2 separate regions of the Homo sapiens genome follow, and region 2 is linked to region 1. The links are chromatin contacts, found by Hi-C or POLR2A ChIA-PET in ENCODE. All regions are on one chromosome and are shown on one strand. Each heading gives the region's core, a stretch centred on a gene start or an enhancer-like site at or near the end of the contact. The rest is flanking DNA. Distances are from core to core; before and after follow the strand shown. Region 1 has its middle 52 kb from the start of MYL10. Region 2 has its middle 25 kb from the start of CUX1.

What was found. Hi-C counts contacts between places; a loop is a spot of excess contacts on that map. ChIA-PET counts read pairs that join two places held with the same protein, here RNA polymerase II (POLR2A). Pooled maps may share reads with other maps.
Region 2: a map of GM18951 shows a loop between it and region 1 (2.2-fold over the local background). The contact joins two enhancer-like sites. A Hi-C loop is called at or near these places in 13 of 168 maps with a recorded cell type or tissue (GM18951, HL-60/S4, heart left ventricle and 8 more) and 2 of 50 pooled maps. POLR2A ChIA-PET finds 5 or more read pairs at or near these places in 5 of 52 experiments (Caco-2, HEK293, K562 and 2 more).

Annotation. Positions count from the first base shown.
Region 1 is chr7:101,679,840-101,682,901 of GRCh38, forward strand. No RefSeq gene overlaps it. Among named protein-coding and RNA genes, the nearest start is that of MYL10, 52 kb to the left of the region's middle. RefSeq lists enhancers at 611-1,126, 1,127-1,635. Within about 2 kb of position 1,657, at least 7 of the 41 ENCODE cell types and tissues checked have a DNase peak (open chromatin) inside an H3K27ac peak, as active enhancers do; they include heart right ventricle, where a contact is called at or near this core.
Region 2 is chr7:101,790,688-101,793,749 of GRCh38, forward strand. No RefSeq gene overlaps it. Among named protein-coding and RNA genes, the nearest start is that of CUX1, 25 kb to the right of the region's middle. Within about 2 kb of position 1,429, at least 4 of the 41 ENCODE cell types and tissues checked have a DNase peak (open chromatin) inside an H3K27ac peak, as active enhancers do; they include heart right ventricle, where a contact is called at or near this core.

The sequences.
Region 1 (3,062 bases), core at 407-2,906:
TATGGCTAATTTTTTAAATTTTCTCTAGGGATGGGGTCTCACAATGTTGCCCAGGCTGGTCTTGAACTCCCAGCCTCAACTGATCCTCCCACCTCGGCCTCCCATAGCATTGGGGTTACAGACATGAGCCCTGGCACCTAGCCAACTCTTTAAGATCAAATGCTGGCCGGGAGCAATGGCTCATGCCTGTAATCCCAACACTTTGGGAGGCCAAGGTGGGCAGATCACCTGAGGCCAGGAGTTCGAGACCAGCCTGGCCAACATGACGAAACCCCATCTCTACTAAAAATACAAAAACATTTAGCTGGGCGTGGTGGTGCACACCTATAATCCCAGCTACTCAGGAGGCTGAGGCAGGAGAATTGCTTGAACCCAGGAGGCAGAGGTTGCAGTGAGCCGAGATCATGCCATTGAACTCCGGCCTGGGCAAAGAGAGCCAAACCCCTTCTCAAAAATAAAATAAAATAAAATGCCTTTTGTACCCCCAACCATTTGAGGCGGGGAAGATACAGGGCCCTACTGAGAGGCGAAGGGAGCAGGGCCCGGGGTCACTGTGTGAACTTGGGTGAGATTCCCATGCTCAGGGGGTAAAACAGGGTTTGCGGTACCTACCTTAGGGCTAGAAGTAAGAATGAAATGCAAGAGCAAACATAAAAACCCCAGGCTGGAGGACTGAGCCCATCGGTGCCTTGGGAACCACAACAGTGGGATCATTCACACACAGACAGGCCTGGTGGAATCTTCCAGACCGGCGCCTTGTGGCGAGGAGGCAATATGTCCCACGAGGCCCACTCAGGCCCCAGGAGCCCCCCTCACTTGGGCACAGCCCAGCTACCATGCCCTCCTGGTTAGTGGGCACAAGAGTGTCGAGGGAATATGCTTTGTGGGCAGCAAAGTCCTTCTTCAAAGGGGTGTTTCCACCTGCAGGTCTGAGCAGGACATGAGGTCATGTCGGGCCCCAGGACAGCAGCCCCTGTCCTAGGCTCGGCCCTGACCCACCTTCTCTGGAAGCCGGTCCTCGAGTACCCTTAGGGCCTTTACACACTCACACGTGCAGACACACGCACATGCACACACACACGCACGCACACACACGTGGACACACATGCACACACAAACACACACATGCATACACGCACACACGGACACATGTGTGCACACACGTGCGCAGACACACGTGAACACACGCACACACTCACACACACATGCACACACAGCTGCCTCCACTCACTCAGGCCTCCACCAACCCCCTCCCCAGCTGTAGCCACCACTGCCACCCCCAAAATTAAAAAGAAATAAAAATAAAAAACTGAACGAGTTAATTTGCTAAAATGAACCAGAATGCAATAACTGATTACATTTTTCCCCAAAGGAAACTTGAGTTAATTTGGCCGGTGACTCATATGACTGGCTGCCAGTGACAACACACACCATCCCAGACACAGCTCCTCGCTGTGCCCCGTTGCCAGCCGTCCCCCTCCTGGCTTCCCTCCTGCGGGAGGCGGGGACAGAGGGGTGGAGGCAGAAGTGCCCACTGGATAAAGAGCTGTTTGAGGCCCTTCTGAAAGTGCAGGATACACACGCATGCACACAGACATATATCTGTACAGAAGTGCGTGTCTGTGCACTCACACCAGGCACGCACATGCACACACACATACACACACGCCTGCACCACAGCTGAACTCTGGCATGGGCTACTCAGTAAATCATTCAACGATAACCTCTGCATACCAATACTGGGGGAAAATCCAATTAAAGTAACTCATTACTAAGTCATTCCTATTTTCCCAGCATCTTAAAGCTCCTGGGAAGAGAAGGGAAGGACAGGCAGATTACTAATGTGACCTCTCCTAGGCTGTGGGGAAAATTCCTGGCCCGGCTCCCAGGAGTGGAGGCCCCAGATGGATTTCTCTGTCTGCTCGGGGGTGGGGGGAACACTGGGTACAGCCCCCCTCCCCATCCCTGTGCCCTGTATACGGCCATAGCTTCTCCTGAAAACAGCACACATAGCTCAAGCTAAGTCCTAGGGTCAGCAGACCCAAGAGGCCCAGCCTTGTCATTCACATGCTGTGTGACATTGCACAAAGCACTTAACCTCTCTGAGCCTTAATCTCTTCTCTAAAATATCTTCATCTGATGGTTGTTTTTTGGGTTTGTTTTGTTTGGTTTGGTTTGAGACAAGGTGTTCCTCTGTCACTCAGGCTGGAGTGCAGTGGCACGATCATAGCTCACTGCAGCCTTGACCTCCCTGGCTCAAGCAATCCTCCCGCCTCAGCCTGCTGAGCAGCTGGGACTACAGGTAAGTACCTCCATGCCTGGCTAATTTTTTTGTATTTTTAGTAGAGATGGAGTCTCACCATGCTGCCCAGGCTGCATCATCTGAATTTTTTTTTTTTTTTCCTGAGATGGAGTTTAGCTCTTGTTGCCCAGGCTGGAGTGCAATGGTGTGATCTCCGCTCACTGTAACCTCCACCTCCTGGGTTCAAGCGATTCTCCTGCCTCGGCCTCCTGAGTAGCTGGGATTACAGGCGTGCACCACCATGCCCAGCTAATTTTTTGCATTTTTAGTAGAGATGGGGCTTCGCCATGTTGGCCAGGCTGATCTCGAACTCCTGACCTCAGGTGATCCACCTGCCTTGGCCTCCCAAAGTGCTGGCATTACAGGCATCAGCCACCGCATCCAGTCCATCTGATTTTTTTAAACTAGGGGGTGGGGGAAAAGGAAAGGCACACACTTTTCCTCTTTCCCCCTTGCCACTGGGTGGGTTACAGAAGCGATGGCGGGAGCTGAAGCAGCCATATTGGACCCAAAGATAGAAGTCACCTACTGAGCAAGACAAGAAAACCCAGCAAGATACAAGGAAAACGGAAAATGGTTCCTTGAGATTGTGGAGCTGCCGTGGAAGCCCTGGATTGTTTGTCATCAGACTATTATATGCAAGAGAAACAAACTTCTATGTTGTCTTTAAAATATGTTACGTATATTTATATATCACCATCATCCCTATGCTCACACATGGTGAAATCTAAAACCATTCAGAGGCCAGGCGCGGTGGCTC
Region 2 (3,062 bases), core at 179-2,678, 110 kb after region 1:
GGGGAGGGCCATGGACTTGACCAAGGTGGCTGTCTTTGGGGAGGCTATATTTGCAAAAGGACTCAGCTAAAAGCTGTTAGCCACCAGCATTCCCAGCAGCGGGGCACTGAGGGTGTCAGTCCTGAAGGAATGACGGGCAATGCTCCACCCTCCACTGTGCAGCCAGACCTACTCCCCACCTGGTCAGAGAGAGGAGCCTCACCTCGGAGGAGGGACCTGTGCCCTTGGCCTTATAGCACAGAGAAAACAAGAGAAAGCAAACTTGTTTCCAAAAGACCATCATAAAAATACTCTTTGTTGATTTTTCTTTTTTTAATTAAAACATGTTTTGTTTTGTTTTTTTTAATTATCAGTCATAGAGATGGGATCTCACTATGTTGCCCAGGCCGGACTCGAACTCCTTGTCTCAAGCAGTCCTCCTGCCTTGGCCTCCCAAAGCTCTGGGATTACAGGTATGAGCCACAGCACCCAGCTCCCTCTTGTTTTTAAATCGTTTTCCCCTCCCCTTCTCCTGTTTGAAGGCAACATGGCACAAGTCTTACTCTTGAAGCAGCAGCCTCTCTGACCGTAGAGAAAGAAACATCTGTGGAGAGTTTTCAAATGGCAAAAATAATGACAGTAATCAGCCGTCTTGTTACTTCTTGGGGACTGGGTGAAGTCAGTCCTTATTCAAAGAGATGGAATTTTCAGCATGGTTCCAATATGTCTTTTAATGGTTACACACATAGGTCCCTGAAAAGTATCCATGAGAAATAAAAAGAGCTGGGCTGTTTCTTTGAGTATTCTTTCAGCAGAAAAAAAAGAAAAAAGAGAAAACTGACTTGAGGGTATTGCTAAAAGATTTTCTGGTGTGGTTTTCTTTTCTTTTTCTTTCTTTTTCTTTTTTTTTTTTTTTTTGAGACAGGATCTTGTTCTGTCACCCAGGCTGGAGTGCAGTGGCATGATCACGGCTCACTGTAAACTTGATGTTCTGCACTCAAGTGATCCTCCCACTTCAGCCTCCCGAGTAGCTGGGATTACACGCACGTGCTACCATGCCCAGCTAATTTTTGTATTTTTTTGTAGAGACAGGGTTTCGCCATGTTACCCAGGCTGGTCTCAAACTCCTGGGCTCAAGCAATCTGCCCTATTTGTTTTCATTTGAGGGACAGGGCATCATGTACTATTTAATAAAAAAAAAAAGCGCCAGGCATGGTAGCTCACCCCTGTAATCCCAGTACTTTGGGAGGCCAAGGTGGGAGGATTGCTTGAGCCCAGGAGTTCAAGACCAGCCTGGGCAATATAGTGAAATCCTATCTCTACAAAAAATTTAAAAATTAGCCAAGTGTGGTGGCAAATGCCTGTAGTCCCAGCTACTTGGGAGGCTGAGATGGGGGGATCGCTGGAGCCCAGGAGTTCCAGGCTGCAGTGACTGGTGATCACACCACTGCACTCCAGCCTGGGCGACAGAGCGAAACCCTGACTCAAAAAAAAAAAGGAAAAAAAAGAAAGAAAGGAAAACAAATTGGATCATCAAATTGTCTGAGTCACCTGAGAAACCACAATTTAATGCCACCTTTCGATACCCAGAGTTCCTATCTTTGAATCAAATTAAGTAGAAAAACAAGTTAAAAAAAAAATCCTTAAATAATTATGGAGGTGGGCAGAGGGTTTTTTTTTTTTTGTGATCGAAATGGTTGATAATGCTTGTAGAAGAAAGGAAAAACATCTCATATAAAAATTTAATCTGAATGTTTTTGTTGTTAAAAGTCTCCTGTGAATCATGAATTATGAAAAACATGACCCAGGAAAGCTGTGAACAAGTTGATTCAAGTATCTCAGGCATGTGATGATCTCACGCCCCAGTCCAGCTTGGCTTCTGGGACGGTTAGGATTTTATCAGGTTCAGGGAACACTGATGGCCTAATTCTGGCTCCAGGCCTCACCCGGCTCTTTTCACACTGGCGCCAGATGTTTGGGAAGTTTTCAGGAAATTGTGGAAAACCAGACCTCAGGCTGGTCACCTTCCAGCAAGGTAGGAGGTGGCTGGTATGGTTTTCCCATTATTTTTTTCTTTTCCCTTTTTTTTTTTTTTGAGACAGGGTCTTGCTCTGTCACTGAGGCTGGAGTGCAGTGGTGTGATTTAAGCTGACTGCAACCTTGACCTCCCAGGCTCTAGCGATTCTCCTTAAGGATTGCAACCTCAGCCTCCCAAGTACCAGGGACTACAAGCCCACACCACCACACCTGGCTAATTTTTTTATTTTTTGTAGAGACGGTGTCTTGCTATGTTGCTCAGGCTGGTCTCAAACTCCTGGGCTCAAGCAATCCTCCCACCTCAGCCTCCTAAAGTGCTGGGATTACAGGCGTGAGCCACCGTCCACAGCTGCTCACCCATTCTTAAATACAAAAGGAGACCCTGAAAATAAACTGTACAGAGGGATAGATTAGACCTCATGACCCTTGACCTTTAACTCTTCACTGAGGAAGGAGCCCGGCTCCTTTTTTCCTACCTGCACTCATCAGACATTTATTACACGTGGTGGGGCGTGGTGGCTCACAGCTGTAATCCCGGCATTTTGGGAGGCTGAGGCGGGTGGGTCACCTGAGGTCAGGAGTTCGAGACCAGCCTGGCCAACCTGACGAAACCCCGTCTCTACTAAAATTACAAAAAATTAGCTGGGTGTGGTGGCGCGTACCTGTGATCCCAGCTACTCGGGAGGCTGACACAAGAGAATAGCTTGAACCCGGGAGGTGGAGGTTGTAGTGAGCCTAGATCGCGCCACTGCACTCCAGCTTGGGCGAAAGAGCGAGAGTCCGCCTCAAAACAAACAAACAAAAAGACATTTATTAGATGCCTACTATGTGCCAGGCCTGTAGAGAAATATGACAAGGTCTCCGCCCTGAGGTGGAGCTCAGGTCAGTGGAAGAAATTGGAAAATAACTGAAACACAGTGAGACCAACAGACTGCAGGCAACATCCGATTCTGAGATGAAATCCATGTGACGTGCTCTGAGGGCCAAAGGATAGCCTTGGCCTGGAGAGTTGGGCACCCTTACAAAGTGGGACAGAAGACATGCCC